Regions from separate parts of the Homo sapiens genome. Here region 1 is linked to region 2. A link is an interaction called in ENCODE POLR2A ChIA-PET data of the cell type or tissue named here. Cell type or tissue: MCF 10A. All regions are shown on one strand. Links, peaks and the distances in the headings refer to the core of each region. The heading gives the core; the rest is flanking DNA. Region 1 has its middle 33 kb from the start of AP3B1. Region 2 overlaps LHFPL2 (LHFPL tetraspan subfamily member 2).

Evidence for each region. ChIA-PET counts read pairs that join two places held together with the same protein. Peaks named below come from ENCODE experiments on the same cell type or tissue, not always from the same donor. Only the 100,000 strongest peaks of a DNase experiment are listed, where the experiment ranks them.
Region 1: POLR2A ChIA-PET joins it to region 2 with 7 read pairs; 3 of 35 experiments call an interaction of 5 or more read pairs at or near these places.

The regions. Positions count from the first base shown.
Region 1 is chr5:78,323,340-78,331,859 of GRCh38, reverse strand. No RefSeq gene overlaps it. Among named protein-coding and RNA genes, the nearest start is that of AP3B1, 33 kb to the right of the region's middle. RefSeq lists a cis regulatory region at 2,926-2,936 and an enhancer at 2,859-3,003. In MCF 10A, for the core only: no CTCF peak of the experiment used is centred there; a DNase peak (open chromatin) is centred at 3,839.
Region 2 is chr5:78,514,851-78,523,370 of GRCh38, reverse strand. All of the region lies in intron 3 of LHFPL2 (LHFPL tetraspan subfamily member 2), which reads left to right. Among named protein-coding and RNA genes, the nearest start is that of LHFPL2, 130 kb to the left of the region's middle. RefSeq lists a silencer at 1,511-1,805. In MCF 10A, for the core only: no CTCF peak of the experiment used is centred there; a DNase peak (open chromatin) is centred at 4,700.

The sequences.
Region 1 (8,520 bases), core at 2,879-5,378, 190 kb after region 2:
CTTGCAAATGTGCTCTCCTCTTGTCCAGTCTCTGTGCTCTCTCACAGCTGCAAGATGAAGTTTTTCAAAAGCTAATCTGGCCTTTTTGCAGCCTTGTTTTAAAATCCTTGAATAGCTCTCCATTATCTACAGGGTAAAGTCCAAGCAACTGGTACAATAAGTCCTTTATTATGGGACACCTATCTATTTCTCTAATCCCCATTAGTCTTGAAATCACCCTCTCATCCCCTGTATTCAGCAATTTCAGTCCCCCTATAACACACTGGCACTGTGCAATTAACAGATCTAGGTCTTTGCTTGTATTTTTCCCTCTGCCAACCACCAATCAATTCATATTTTAAGTTTAGTTTTAGGCTGGGCGTGGTGGCTTATGCCTGTAATCCCAGCCCTTTGGGAGCTCAAGGCAGGCAGATCACCTAAGGGCCAGGAGTTGGGGACCAGGCTGGCCAACACGGTTAAACCCCGTCTCTACTAAAAATACAAAAATTAGCCAGGTGTGGTGGCACACACCTGTAATCCCAGCTACTTGGGAGACTGAGGCAGGAGAATCACTTGAACCCAGGAGGTGGAGGTTGCAGTGAGCCAAGATCGTGCCACTGCACTCCAGCCTGGGTGACAGAGTAAGACCGTTTCTCAAAAAAAAAAAAAAAAGATAGTTTCAAACGAATGTATGAAGGATGTTTCATCTCACCAGAAGTAAGGGAAGTAGAAACTAAAACAATACATTTTCCACTATCTGACCATCAAAATGTTCAACAATTGACAACATTCTCACCGGGTAAAAGTGTAGAGAAACAGGCACTCTTCTACCAAATTGGTGGAAGTACATATCGCTACATGGGTTTTGGAGGACAGTGTGACAGCATTTATCATAATTTTAATTTAATAATTCCACTCAGGTATATAGTCTACAGACATACACATGTACATAAATATGTCTGTAGGTATTCATTTCAGTATTTATAATAGTGCAAATTTGGGAGAAAATTCTAAATTTTTATCCATAGGGAATTGGCTAAAAAAAAAAAAAGATATTTCCAACTCCTGGATTTTGATATAGAAGAACTGTAATGAAACAATCCCTATGATAAACTGTGAAGTGAAATAAAAAACTGAAAACAGTATTTATTTTATGGTTTGTATATAATTAATATGAATATATATACATAAATACACAAAGGCATATATATATGAACACAGGTAGATATACAGAAAAAGTTCTGCACACATACAAAGTGTTAAAAGTACTACCTCGAAGTAGAAGAATAACGGGAGCAGGGTAAAGAAAGACTTCCACTATTTATATACTTCTGTATTTCAATATTTTACATAATTAAGATGCATTCATACATAACTGGTTAAGAAAATATGTACACCTTTTATTATTATTATTATTATGTTTGAGACGGAGTCTCGCTCTGTCACCCAGGCTGGAGTGCAATGGTGTGATCTCAGCTCACTGCAATCTCCGCCTCCTGGGTTCAAGTGATTCTCCTGCCTCAGCCTCCTGAGTAGCTGGGATTACAGGCACGCACCACCACACCCAGCTAATTTTTGTATTTTTAGTAGAGACAGGGTTTCACCACGTTGGCCAGGCTGGTCTCGAACTCCTGACCTCAAGTGATCTGCCCGCCTCAGCCTCCCAAAGTGCAGGGGTTACAGGCTATACACCACTTTTTAAAGTTTTGAGCAAGGTTTAGCCCAATCAGAAGTGAGAGAAGGGTGTTGTAGGAAGCGGGAACAGAATGAATAAAGGAGACAAAAGAACAAAGCTCCAGCACTTCCTCCTCTGCAGAGCTTCCTCCCCATGCTCGTCCATTCGTCCATTCCTCCATTCACTGCTACTGCCCTGGGCCCCACCAAATCCTGTAGGTACTCCTAACGCAGAAGCTATAACAATTAATGGCACTTATCTATTTACAAATATGACTCCTCCAACCAGACTGTAAGCTACTTGTAACCCTAGCTCCTAGGACACTGCCATGGAAAGAAAAGGCGGGCATCCGGGAAATTGATAAATGAGCAAATAAATTAATGGATGTATAGTAGATGGATGGATATAGAGTCTTCATTAGAAAAGTTTGGTTGTTAAAGTGCAAAATAATTCCAATATACAGCACTTTTCCCCCCTTGTGTTGGGGGTAACGATAAATAGCACAGTTTTCAATGACTTGGTGGTCAAAAATATTCTGGGCTAACACCAGCCTAAACCTCTGTAATATTTAGTCACATGAATTCAAAAGGAGCGACACTCTAATGAAGACTCAAATATGACATTAAACACAAGCACTGATGACATACTAAAACAAAGTATGGACTTGTGAATTCATGTAGCCTTTAATGTGCTTTTTACATCATTTATTGCTGCTTCCACCACTCCATTATACGGAGAACGACTCTCTAAATTGCACTTACATGTTCTCAAAGCTATACTGAAATTGTAGTACAAATGCTTTAATATTAAACATCTGAAATTTTATTTTCCGAAAGTGTTTTTTGCTCACTTAATTAGTTTAACCAATGAGGCTAATTACCACTTGGTTTTCATTATAATTTTGATAATTATTGTCCTGAAGTTTTCCTCCCAGGCACATAGTATGTGCTGGTTTCATTATTCATTTCCTAATACCCCTTGAGATAAATTTACAAATGATTTACATCTGGAAATCCTTTATGTACTTTTTAACAAGTGATAGTTTTTTAACCCCTAAACCTCAAGAAAACCACCTCAGAAAGATCTTTACTGGCTACACGCTGTGCTTCTCTAAGAGCTATTGTCACCACAATAGGGTAAGTATTTCACATGCTATTAAGTGAAAAAACAGACATAGGATTTGTATGTTAAAATAGTCCCACCTCTCTTCTAATTGTGAAAACTTTGTTGTGTGGGAAGATGGTATTTTAAGGAGTTATGTTGTAGTCAAGATGAGTCAGCATGTTTTGGTTGTTACCATTTATGGGGCAACTGTGAGTCCAGGCAGTGGCTTGTCGCCTCGCTTGGTGCTTTCTCTGGGAGTATTCAGGCAACTGGGAAGATTAAATTCAAATACTACTTTGTTCACAAGAGAATTACCTCCATTTGAAAGCTGTTCACTGATTTTGAATGTTAGGTATTTGTGTTAGGAGTGATTTTGGGGAAATTTCCCCCTAGTGTGAGCTCCAGGGTGGACACGGCGGGTGGAATGGGTTAGGAACAGTTTGGTCAGCTCAAGGGCCAGTCTCAAAGGGGCTCAGGACCCAACTATATTGTGTATGTATACAAATTCTTTGTAAAGATTTTAATTTTGTTGGCCCTTTGGAGAAAGGGGAGGCCGGAAAAAGTGTTTTCACTCTAGGCAGTAGGAACTGGCTCTTGGCAACACTGTGCAGTTCAAATCTTTCTTCTTCAGTAAGGTCTATCCCAATTATACTCCATCTTCATTACTTGATGATGCACTCTTGTGACATTTGAGACACGGGTGAAGGTGATAGCTTTGAATAAGAGGGAAGAAAGGAAAGATGAGTAAAAATATAGGTGACTTTGTTGTAGTCAAGATGAGTCAGCATGTTTTGGTTGTTACCATTTATGGGGCAACTGTGAGTCCAGGCAGTGGCTTGTCGCCTCGCTTGGTGCTTTCTCTGGGAGTATTCAGGCAACTGGGAAGACTAAATTCACCTATATTTTTACTCATCTTTCCTTTCTTCCCTCTTATTCAAAGCTATCACCTTCACCCATGTCTCAATTTTAGGAGGAAAGGTAGAAAGAGGGAGACTAGTTACGGGGCGGTGCAGTCATCCAGGTCAGGAGTTGGCAAACTATGGCCTGCTGGCCAAATCTGGCCCAATGCCTGTTTTTGTAAATCAAGATTTACTGGAACACAGCCACACCTATTCATTTAAGTAATGTCTGTGGCTGCTTCAGGCCTGCAAGAACAGAGTTGAGTGGTTGCAACAGAGACTCTATAGTCTGCAAAGCCTAAAATATTTACTATCTGGCCCTTTACAGATAAAACTTGCTCATCCAGATGAGTAACCCAGGTGAGAGAGGATGGCAAATTGTATTTGATTAGTAGTGGCAGTGGGGCGAGGAGTGATCAAATTCCAGACAAATGTTGTAAGTAAGGTCTACTGGATTTGCTAATGGATTGGACATGAAACACAAAGGAAGGAGAAGACACAAGAATGACTGAGGTTTTGGCCTGAGCAACTGGGAAGAATAGATTTTGTCATTTGCTACCATGGGAAAAGGCTGTGGAAAAAAGTTGGTTGAGGTAGTAGATAATAAAGTGTTTAGTTTTGTAAATGTTTGGGCATAAATTTGAGATGCCTATTTAGACACTTACATGGAGATATCAAATAGGTAGCTGGATATATAAGAGAAGATTTCAAGGGAGGTGTCAGGGCTAGAAATATCAATTTGAAAGTTGTCAGTTTATAGATGTTATTTAAAACCATGTGATGGAATGAGATAATTTAGTAATGGACTGCAATGACAGAAGAAGACTGAAGACTGAGCCTGAGGTACTTGGGAATTCAGATGTTGGGGATATAAGGAGGAACTAGGAAAGGAGACCAAGTAAGTAAGTGAGTCAGGTGAAAAACCAAGAGAGAGTGGTGAGCCAGATGCCAAGTGAAGAAAGCGTCAAAGAGGAAAGAGTGGTGAACTCTCTAAGTTGATCAGGGGGCTTATGGGTACAATAAAGATTTCATGGCCACTCTCAGGAGGATGGAGAAGGGGAAAGTCTAACACAGTCCTTGAAGTGGTCTTGGGACAGTGAGTCAGGCAATGCCAATGAAAGGTCGGGTAACCAAAGTGAGGTGAAGGGAGGTGACAGGTTTCAGGTGGGCATATCGCTTTGTCCTGCCAAAAGTGGTACAACCAGAGGAAGACCAGAGTGTGACCTTTTTCTCCAACTAAGGACAATACTCTGTTTTCATATATATTGGGGCTTATTTCCAGGCTTTCTGGTTTACTTTACTCATATTTTTCTTTTCATATTCTAGAACTATATTATTTTGGTTACTGTAACTATAAAATGTTTCAATATTTGGTAGAGCTAGACTCCCCTCACTACTCTTTCTTCTTCAGAGCAATGACCTCTTAATTTTAAAGATACTTTTAACATAATTAACATGTATTCTTAGCAGCTATGTAATTATTTCATTTGACTTTCACAGTAATTCTGGATGATAGGTATTATTACAATTCTTATGATGAAAAAACTGAACCTCAAAAAAGTTAAAAATTGTGTTCAGGCTGGGCATAGTGGCTCACGCTTGTTATCCCAAGCACTTTGGGGTACTGAGGCAGGCAGATTGCTTGAGCCCAGAAGTTCAAGACCAGCCTGGGCAATATGGTGAAACCCCGACTCTACAAAAAATACAAAAATTAGCCAGGAGCGCTGGTGCACGCCTGTAGTCCCAGCTATTAGGGATGCTGAAGTGGGAGGATCACTTGAGCCTCACTCAAGGCTGCAGTAAGCTTTGAGTGTGTCACTGTGCTTCAGCCTGGGTGACAGAGTGAGACCCTGTCTCAAAAACCAACAAAAAAAATTGTTTTCAGTCACCCTTCTAGTAAATGGCACATCTGACATTTCAACTAAAATCTGACTCCAAAGTCTACATGTTATAGTGATCTTCATAACTCAATTAGACGTCCCTTATTCCACTTCAGCATCTGTCATATTAGAAGTCTAGGGTTAGGAAATGTTTATAAAGGATATTATAAAGGACATGGGGTTCATGAACCCAAGAACAGTAAGGTATATTGTTCTGATAGTGTGAGTGAGAAGGAGCTGAGGGACATAATAAGTTCAAGTATATCCAGCAGAATATAAACTCCATGACGGTAAGATGTTGCCTGTCTTATTTACAATACTATCCCTGGTATCTCTACTAGAGCTCCACACATTTTTGGCATTCAGTAAATATTTGGAACAGAGAAAATTATGAGGTCTTATCCCTGTTATCCAGGAATTTATCATCTAGATGGGAGGCAAGATACAGACACCTACAAATTTAATTTATAATACAAGATAAAAATTTTTGTTCAAGGAACAAGAGAAAAATAGAATATGATAATGTTATAAATAAAAACATTAACTTGATAATTTACTGATATAGATTAAAAAAATGGTCCTTTGGGAGTTTTGTGTGTGTGTGTGTGTGTGTGTGTATTTTTTTTTTTTTTTTTGGAGACAAAGTCTCACTTTGTCACCAGGCTGGAGTGCAGTGGTGCAATCTCAGCTCACAGCAACCTCTGCCTCCCGGGTTCAAGTGATTCTCCTGCCTCAGCTTCTGGAGTAACTGGGACTACAGGCACACGCACTATGCCCAGCTAATTTTTGTACTATTAGTAGAGACAGGGTTTCATCATTTTGGCCAGGATGGTCTTGCTCTCTTGACCTCGTGCTCCGCCCGCCTCGGCCTCCCAAAGTGCTGGGATTACAGGCTTGAGCCACTGCGCACGGCCCCTTTGGGAGTTTTATGGAGGTGATGATTACTTCTGTTTGGGAAAATCATGGAAGATTGAATGGGGAAGTTGGGATTTGATCCAGGTATGAGAGGTCAGTAGGTTGGTATAAGTAGAGACATAGATCAATTGTATTTTAGCCAGGGTGAATGGCATACAACAAAGCATGAGGGTTAGGAAGGCCCAATGTATTCTGGAGAAAGTTACTAAATCAAAGTATTTTTTATCTTCAAGGGACTAAAAGGTTTGGAAAAAATGTTTAGTGTAGATAATTAAGAAGGTAGATTGGAGGCAAGATCAGCAATGATTCGCTTTGTGTGTAGTAGCTTATATATCCAATTTATCAAATATTATTAAGCTCCTACACTGTGCCCAGTGGGTAAGTTTCACCTTCATTTCATGTTTCACTTGACTTCTATAGTATTTGTTACTACTGATCTCTCTCCTTCTCTCTTGAACACTACCCTGGTAACTCCGTTGGTCTTGCTCTCCTTATTCTCCTCTTCCCTGCTGACAAGTTGGTTGTAGCTCCTTTCCTCGTCCCTCTGCCGACTCCTTAAGCCTCTTCTCTCTTTATTCTATCCTTCTTTGTGGTTGATCTCATCAGCGTGGATGACCTCACATTTTTTGCCAATGATTTCCAAATTTCTATCCCTATCTCAGACTTCAGTTCTGATCCTCAGATTATTATATCCTGCTGCCTCGGCGACATTTTATCTGAATGTCCCAATGGTGCCTCTAACTTAACATAATTAAAGTTTAACTCTTTCTCTCACCAACCTTTCTCTGCTTTGTGAATAACCTACTCTAGTTAAGGGTCACTCTCTATTCTGTTTCCCAAGTCAGAGGCAGGTGATTTATTCTCTGTGACTTCTTCACTCTCACCTTGGAATTGGTCATTAAATCCTATAACCTCCATATCCTATATATCTCACTAGTCTGACATCTTTTTTTTTAATCCTCATTACCACTGCCTTAATTCAAGATCTTATTTCCTCAGATCTGGATGTCATATTCCTCATTCTGGTTTCTCTGCTTCAAGTCTAACTTTTCCAAGTCACCTATAGTTTCAAATATCTTTTAAAAATAAATTCTGAGGCCCATCTCTGTGGCTCATGCCTGTAATCCCAGCACTTTGGGAGGCCAAGACAAGAGAATCACTTGAGCCCAGGAGTTCAAAACCAGCCTGGGCAACATAACAAGACCTCATCTCTACAAAATTAAGAAAAAAAATTAGCCAGGCATAGTGGCTCATGCCTGTGGTCCCAGCTACTCAGCTACTCAGGAGGCTGAGGTGGGAGGATTGCTTGAGCCCCAGAGGTCAAGACCGCAGTGAGCCATGATTGCACCACTGCATGGTAGCCTGGGTGACAGTGAGACCCTGTCCCACCTAAAAAAAGAGAACCCTAATCATATTATCCTCTTTTTTAAAGTCTTTGCTGACTCTCCATCCTCTGCGGCAGTGGTTTTCAAAATTTATAAACATAATATACTCTTTTTTTAGTTGAAATGTTAAATTTGAATTCTCTTCAATGGGCATCTAACAAAGCGGAGACAAATAATAAATCTATATTCCTTTAAAAGTCATTTAAAGTGTATTGGTTTCTATTATATAACAGTTACTGTACTGAACACAGTGGATATAAACAAAAATAGCAACTGCTACATATTTACTGATTACCCTTTGCCAAGTACCATTCTAAGTTTCTTTGGCATGCATCAACCCATTTAATCTTTACAATCCTGCAAACATGAATAAGGCATGGTTCCTTCTCTTAAGGAAATTTCATTGTGTGTGTGTGCTTGGGTGTGTGTATGTGTGTGTATTTTACCCTGAAGATTAACATTTTATTTCATTGATGGCTCCTCTAAGGAATCATCAAATCTTTGTTGGCCATTGATCTAAGCTGGCTAGCAAGTTCCCAGGAGCCTCACCAAATGGATTAGTCTGTATCCTGGGAGCTTGGAGCCAATGTTAATCATCCCAAGGGCAATTAAGGCAAGAGGCCCAGCAAAGTCATCTTAGTTACAAAATAAGAAGATAGCATTAGTCTCTATACCTCAACCTC
Region 2 (8,520 bases), core at 3,189-5,688:
CCTAACATATTTAAAGTAGTTAAGGGTCATTCTAGTTCCTCGTAAACCATTATAAAAAGTTCACAAATAATCCTGTGAGTTAAAAAGTGAATTCGAATGGGTACGAGGGGCTGTGAGAACATAAGGTGAGTTTTAATTCTTCTGTTTGAAATTCATCATACTATATAGCTAGCAGATATGCCTGGGTTAAAAAATCACTCGCCCCTTCATTTTCCATTTTTACTTGCAGAAATACACACACACACACACACACACACACCACAGACACACACACGTGCACACGCCAGAAAAGGGTTATCAGCCACTTCTGTCTTGCTGAGAACATAAGCAGTGTCAGCATGGTCCACCCTTCTTGACTTCTATTAAGAAGTGTTTTTATGCGACCATCTGGGGTTATACAACAGATGCAGAAAAACGTCAACCTTTTCTCCCCCCTCAGCTACAACTCTCCCATTTGAATTAACCGTCTGTTTACTTCCCAGATATCATATCCCTGATAAAACCTTATCTTGGTTTTCTCAAGATTCTCACCCCTCAGTCCTGCCCTACCCACATCAGGGCACTGAGTTCTCAATGACCTAGTTATGGTCTTCAGTGGCTCAGGTCTTTATTATATCTGTGTATTTCCTGATTCCAGTGTTAATAAGTTTCCGGAGGGCAGTAAGAGTATCTTCAGGTCTCCTTCCCTGCCTTCCCTCTCCACCCCCATTGTCCAGTACTTCAACCTTGGACAATTGGTTGTGAACAAGGGTTGGTTCTAGAGGTGTCTGAATTGCCTTACCACTTTAGAACTTCAGTGCTTGGTTCAATAAAAGTTGGCTGTTAGTAATCACAGTGATAAACAAGTGTCAGCAAACGTATATTAACGTGAATTCTTTGGTTTGGGAGGTCAGCAATGTGAGAGACTCCTTTTTAAAATTTTTTTTTTATTTTGAGACAAGAGTCTCACTCTGTCACCCAGGCTGAAGCGCAATGCGTGATCTCGGCTCACTGCAACCTCAGCCTCCTGGGTTTAAGTGATTCTCATGCCTCAGCCTCCTGAGTAGCTGAGACTACAGGTGCCCGCCACCATGCCTGGCTAAATTTTTGTTTTTTTTAGTAGAGACAGGGTTTTGCCATGTTGGTCAGGCTGGTCTCAAACTCCTGAGCTCAGGTGATCCACCCGCCTGGGCCTCCCTAGATTACAGCTGTGAGCCAACATGCCTGGCCAATGTGACTCCTTTTTAAGTGCTTTAGTTTTAGCTGATGTTTAATGAGTATTATTTTCAAGAAGCATGAGTTTTGGTGAGAAGAGAGGAAAAAGCAAATATTCTGGGTTCTGGGAAAAATTATTTTTGCAGAATTGATGCAGCTTTACCTATTACCTCAGAAATCCATCAGGTCTGTTAAGAGCCTGGGCCCTTGGTTTCCTGGGGTGGGAGTAGGGGTCGTATCTGCACACAGCATAGGGTTATTGCTCTCCTCCGCATAGCCAGCCGTAGAAGGTCTGCATTTTCATTCCTGCCCATATCACAAAGGCCTGAGATGGTTCAGCACTTCCTTTTATGAATGCCCATCTCTGCTAAATGGCAGATTGGAGCAAAAGTCAGGAAATTAGGAGGAGTGAAAGTGGACGTGTTTGGGTCATTCTTGTTGTTGACATAGCTTTATTCTCACAACCCAAGCTTTCAGCCCACCTGTCAATTTAGGATGTGCGTGGCTGACTGCCAAGTAATTTATCTTATCAGAACCTCTCACCCCTGACCTTTGCTATTGGTGATTATCATGCTAATCAGCTCAGTTTTACTGAACCTTATAAAATATTGCCTTTAACAGCATGGGAGGCAAAATTTTTTTAAAAAAATTTAAATCTATCCATGGTGTTGTTGATAATGCCAAATAAAATTGCAAATCACTTTAAATTAATGTCATCTCAGTAGCTTAATCACCAGACTATTGGGTTGGAGTATTAGATTTTAAAACATCATTTGAATCATTTAGTTGATAACAAAACAAGACATTTTATTAGATCATTAATAAAAATACTCATCAGAAATTGCCCCTGGATAGATGTAAATCTGCCTTCTAGGGCCATTTATAACTGATGAGAGAATTGTACTGCTTGATTTTAATAATTTACTGAGGAATGGAGGATAAATAGCACACGTTAATTTTATAGGACTGTTTCATACAGTTTATGTTTTGAAATGAAAGGGATATGACTTCTGACTCTTGCCTGAAGCTAAGTCACTTAAAAAGGAGTCTCCCATAGTGCTGGCTTTTCAGCTTTAGAATTCCAATTGATATGTATGTGTTAATCAGTTGGCACCTTTCTTGACATATATAAGAAAGCAAAATAGAAATCCTTTTAAAAACGGTTAAGACTTTGTATTCTGCCATGTCTTTCGGCATACAGCTATCAAATTGTTCGTGATTCCAAGCATTTTAGTTGTCTGAAACAGGAAGGAAAAGTATATAAGAAAGGAACGGTCAGTGATTTTTCAGAACTGAGTAAGGGTCCTTTAATGGCAGGGTCCATCTCTGCGGCCCGGGGCAGGGGGGCCTCATTTGTAGCAGTTAGCAGTTAGCCGAAAGACCGTAGTGGGAAATGCTCTACCGTTTTCCCAAGAGTAGAAGTCAGAGTTAGGTTCTCCCACCCCAGGAAAAAAAACATATGAGCAGAAGAGGGAGCCAGGCCAGCTCCCACCCTTGGCCAGGGCCATTGTGTAGTGCCCACGGGTGTGCCCTGGCCATGGCTGCTCAGCTCTCCATCAGCCACGGCTGTCCGTTGCCATTCCTGGTAACCTGTGGGGTCTCCCCGTCTCCCTTCCAACCAGAGACCTCCCTCTCCAGAGGAGCAGGTCCTATGGAGCCATCTGCTCTAGAAGGAGCCTCTAGTCTGGGAGAAGGTAGAAGAGGTGGTCATATGCTTGAAGTGACTGACTTTTGGAGCTGAAAGTGACAGTGGTGATCTGCAAGTCCAGCGCCTTCACTTTGGGCCTGAGACATTGAAGCCAGAGTAGGCAGTGGAGCTGTGCGAGGTCACACATCCATTAGCCGAGAGCCTGGGTCGGGACCCGTGTTTTCCTGCCTGCCTGCCTAGTGGGTCTTTTTCCCTTGCCTATGACTTTGCCATTGGACAAATTTCCTTCTACAGAGAGTGAGGATGATAATAGAAGGTGCTTTTGTGGCCTTGGGGAGATAAGCGGCAGAAACATAAATGTTGACCTATATGATGGTAATAGTAATGATTCCTACTATGTCTTGGTACCTACGATTATACCTGGCTCTCCGTGCACAGTTTTTGTGTTCCACCCAAAAAGCGTGGCAGCGACTTTCCTTACCCCCACTTTAGAGATGAGGAAACTGTCCTTAGAGAGGTGACGTTTATTGCCCAAAGACACAGAGCTAGTTAATGCTAGAGCGTGGTTTATAGCATTGAAGCAGTTCCAGCTCTGTGTTACATCCTTTCCACCACACAACTCCTTTTACATGGGGAAATTAGTATTTGAAGGAAAGGCTAATTACCTACATGCCAGATGGGCTCCAGAACCGGAAGATCTAAGTGGCAAAAGGAGTGCCTGAGACACAAAGCCAGAAGTGGTCGCATTTATGCCGGGTCAAGGGACGGGGAGGCTGGATCCTGTTGCAGGGGCATAGTCCACATGGATGGAGTGCTGGCCATGTGCTAAGTGCTGTTCTAAGCTTGATACTTACTTTAACTTAATTGATCCTCACAACATCCCTATGCGGTAGGCTATTACTCCATTTTACGGACACAGGAACTGAGGAACACGGGCCCAATTTCACCTAAGGTCACTACTGAGGACCAGGGTTCAGATTAAGTGTCTGCCTCCAGACTGAATCATTCTTACATGGTGCCTTTCTGGATGAGCTCATTGCCCTGGACGGGTGGAGGTGAGGGGTTTTGTCCTGTGTACCCTTCCTGAAGCCTGACAGATCCCGCCCCAGAGGCAGATTCTGGCTGTTGCCATGTTATACTGGAACCCAGAATTATCAGCCACCCACTTGTAGGGTACAGAGAAAAGGAACTGCTCTGCAGTGATCAGGGCTGTGAGAAATGGTTTACTGTGATGAGGTCTGTCCTAACCACCTCAAAGAAGTATCTGTCAGCACCCCAGGGACATGCTCCTTTTTATCACCTAACCAAAATCCAGTCTAGTTTTTCTTCTGTGGATTCCCCCAGGCTCTCTTGCCTCGCGTCTCTCTCTTACGGAGGGCTGTGTGGGTTCTCAGTGGTCATCTTCTCCAGCCTGGCTCATGTTGGGGAGCAAGGTAGCTGGAGCTCCTGGGAGTCCATAGCACTGGGCATAGAATGGGACAGACTTCCCCTGTCCACGTTGCTTAGCAGCCCATACAGGTGAGCACCTGGGGAACAGGGAGTTGGGAAGCATCTCTTATAGAAATGAACCTAAAGCCATTTCTGCCTCAGCCTTTTGCTTTGTTTTTAAGTGGCCTGGTTTCCTCACTGCTTCTGGGACATCCAGCTGAACTTTATCTCTGTTTACTATGCCTCACTATTGTTAGAAGCTACAATAATAAGTCCCTCTTCCCAGAAAGAGGACACTGGATCATATGAACAAGTACAAGAGTTCAGACTTTTTAAAAAGGGGTTTTTCTGTGACCATCTTGAACTTTGAGCGTGCAGTGACTTCATCTAGGCTGCAGCGAGGAACACTCACTGGGCCACCTCCTCCCAGCTGGCACATTCCTGAGTCATTACACCGGCTCAGTCCTGCAGGCCAGGCTGCTGCCCAGAGTTGAAGGATCGTTCTGTATTCAAAAGTACCTATGGCTACTGGCAGCTGCGCGTGGAGCTCACGTTCCCCTGAGGAGTGTGCATCCCTTTGGAAGCTGCACTGAAGCCCATCTGTTTTCAAAGCGTAATATGAATCCTAAATATTTGGGGATTTCCTCTAGTTAATAAATGGAGAAAGTATAAACCTTTCTACAGTTTTGAATGTGGCATTCTCACTAGGGAAAGTTGGAAAACGCTGCGTACCTTGATCCCTGACCGCAGGTGATCTGCCCGCCTCGGCCTCCCAAAGTGTTGGGATTATAGGTGTGAGCCACTGTACCCAGCCTGTTACTTTTCTTAGTTAAAACTCTCTTATTATCCTGAGAAGACACAAGAGGTTCACTTTAAGACTTATATTTTGCCCAGTATCACAGAATTCATTATAAACTTGAGAAACACCTTTCATTTAAAATTCCTATAAAGCAGTGGCATTAAAAGGCAACTCCTGAAATTCAAGTTTTAATTTCATGTAAAACTGAAAATGCTTTTGACCCTATGGTCTGTACAGGCATAGGCATATGGCCCCGGCTTATGGCATCTGGGCTACATCAGATTTTAATGTCTACCTTAGAGGTTGGTTTATTCAGCCCCTCCTGCCTGTCGGACAGACACACAAAGAAAGACTTGCCCCCTAAAGAGCTTTTAGATGAGGACATTTGTAGAAATAGAGGGAAAACAAACATAAAATACGCAAGTGGGCTTTAGAAGAGAAGGAATCATTTAGAAAATAGGACCAGACAAGTGGACCTTCCGTCTCTGGCTATAGATGCTGGTATGGTTTGGCTGTGTCCCCACCCAAATCTCATTTGAATTGTAGCTCCCATAATCCCCACATGTCATGGGAGGGACCCAATGGGAGGTAATTGAATCATGGGGGCGAGTTTTTCCCATGCTGTTCTCATGATAGTCAGTAGTCTCACGAGATCTGATGGTTTTATAAAGGGCAGTTCCCCTGCACATGCTTCCTTGCCTGCTGCCATGTAAGGTGTACCTTTGCTCCTCATTCACCTTCTTCCATGATTGTGAGGTCTCCCCAGCCATGTGGAACTGTGAGTCCATTAAACCTCTTTCCTTTATAAATTACCCAGTTTCGGGTATGTCTTTATTAGCAGCATGAGAACAGACTAATACAGATGCCTCAGGATGGGAGGGTGAAAATGGCCTCTAGAAATGAGTGGCCAGAGGTAGATTAATTGGATACAGGAGGAGTTGGAGTTGGCATCAAGAAAGAAACCTATGACTGGCCAGGATGGGTGTATTAAACAACAAACTTGGCAGTGAGCATGGGGGTCAAAAGAGCTCAGTGGGGGATCCCATGCCCAGAGAAAAAGAGACTTGTTCAGGTGTGTTTGGAGGGAGGGGCTGCGAGGCAGCTGAGAATGTCAACAGTTTCAAGGGGAAAAGAAGCATGTTTAAGAGGGGTCAGGTAAGAATCAGAATGCCTGAAAATCTTATAGGTCTACCTTGTAGGGTCCTTGAGATTCCCTGAGATTTGGGGTGGCCAAGGCCACCTGAGTACCTCCTGAGTGACCAGCCCAACTCTGGAGGAGAGGAGTTTGAGAGAAGCAGAAGCCTGTGTGGCCAACCATGCAGTTTTCTGAACCCATGTCCAGGCCCCTCAGGTGTAGGTGAAGAAAGGTAACAGTAATGAATGGGGAGCCCCATTTTGCCATTCGCAGAATAGAGATTTATGAAAACAGAAGTTAACTTTAGCGTGTGATGCAGAGACCACCCAGGACCCCAGGAAAGACAGGCTCAAGGGCACAAGGTTCTGAGTCAGTCTGCCCTGGCTTCGGGGGCCCCAGTCCCTATCATCCTGTCATCTTGGACATCCAAACTAGCATGGCCTTTTTTAAAAATGGAGAAAAACAACTAAAAATATATTTAATTTAGTAAATATCATGAATGCGCAGATTATAGACATACGCATCAGAATAGACCTTTTAAAAATAGATCTTAAAAATCATCTCAAGTTGCTCCTATACATTCAAAATTGCCCTCTGTGAGAAGCCCCCAGAGCAGGGTTTCTCAACATTGACGATACTGACATTTGGGGCCAGGTAATTTTTGTTTGACAGCGCCCCTGTCCACCAGATACCAGTAGCACACACCCCTACCCCCACAGCTGTGACAGCCCCAAATGCCTTCAGACATTGCCAAACGTCCCCTGCAAAGTTGGTGTGGGGACAGAATTGCCCCTAATTGGGAACCATAGCTTCAGAGTTTTCCCAGAAGTCAGAGATGGGATGGAGAAGAGGAGTCGATCAGAAGTTGAGCCAAGGAAATTGGCAAAAGCAGGAGGTCTTGAGCATGTTTAGACGTACCCTAAAGAATAATAGAATTGTTAGTGCATTTGGGTCCTCTTAAATATAATCAAGATGTCTGTATTTCTGTAGTGAATGTGTTTTACGGGGTGGCCAGAATGAGAGTTTCAAAACCTCCTTTGGTACATTTTTTTTTAAGTCATGCAAAGTCCTGTACTTTTTGTGCCAACACTATCCTTCCAGTTCTTAAGGCTCCTTTTGTCTTCTGAAGAGAAGGACCTGAATGTTTGGGCAGATCGTTTCATGCTGTACGAGGATTATCAGACAACAGATGAGCTGGGAGAACAGCTGGTTTCCCTACAGTCACTGGGCCCTGTGACCTGGGAGGCATCATGAGCTGTGCAGGGGACAGGTGGTCTGGCTGCTGGGTCTGTCCTGACTGAGCCAGGCCACATTCCTCCTGCCTCTGCCCTTCAGCCTCCCCTCCCCAATACCAAGGAACTGACCTTTTCCACGCTGCCTCACAGTGGCCTTTCTGTGAAAGGCTCTCCTAGGAACTTGTTAGAAATGCAGATTCTGGCACCATCCAAAAAGTTTGATTCAGTGGTTGGTTGGGGACCAGGAATGTACTTTTTAAAACAGGTAGCTGTCATTCTCCTCTGGGAGATGGTCCAGGAACCCACACTTTAAGAAGCAACACTCTGGAGGGTCTTTCCAACTCTTGGAAGGCAAAAGCACATACATTCTAATTCTCTTAATCCTCCCATCCTTGCAGAAGAAACGGGGATGGAGGCCATATTGCTGACCCTTGTGGGATTCATGTGTCTGAGGGAGATTGCAAGAGTGAAAACAGAGATCGGCCAAGCATCTACCAGTCTAGCCTTTAGATGTAACTTCCAGTTTCTCTGAAATAGAGGATAGAGAACAAGTTGAAATGAAATCATGAGGAAATCGACAAATCCAGATTGTCAAGTATTTTGTAGGACAACTAGCCCAGTATCTTCAAATAGTCAATGTCGGGGAAAATAATTGGGATGGGGTGGAATAGGTTGGGTGGGAAGACTATTCTTGACTAAAAGAACCTAATCAAATGCAATGCATGAGCTGTGATTGAGTCATGGTTTTAAGAAAACAGCTATTAAAAACAGGGCAGGGGTAGGGAAATTTGAGTAGGAACTAGGCTTTGGATATAAGGGGATTATTGTCCATTCTCTTGGGTGTGCTAATCTTGTTGTGGTTATATAGGAAAATGTTCTTATTTTTAGGAGGTGTATGCTAAAGTATTTAGGGGTGAAGTGTCAGAACATCTGCAACTCATTTTCAGATAGTTCAGAAAATGTGTGAGTGTGTATGCTATAAATTGATGGAACAAATACGGGAAAATGTTAACAAATGTTGAATCTGGGTGTTGGGTATGTGGGTGATCATTGTCTGTTCTTGCCAACTTTATGTTTGAAA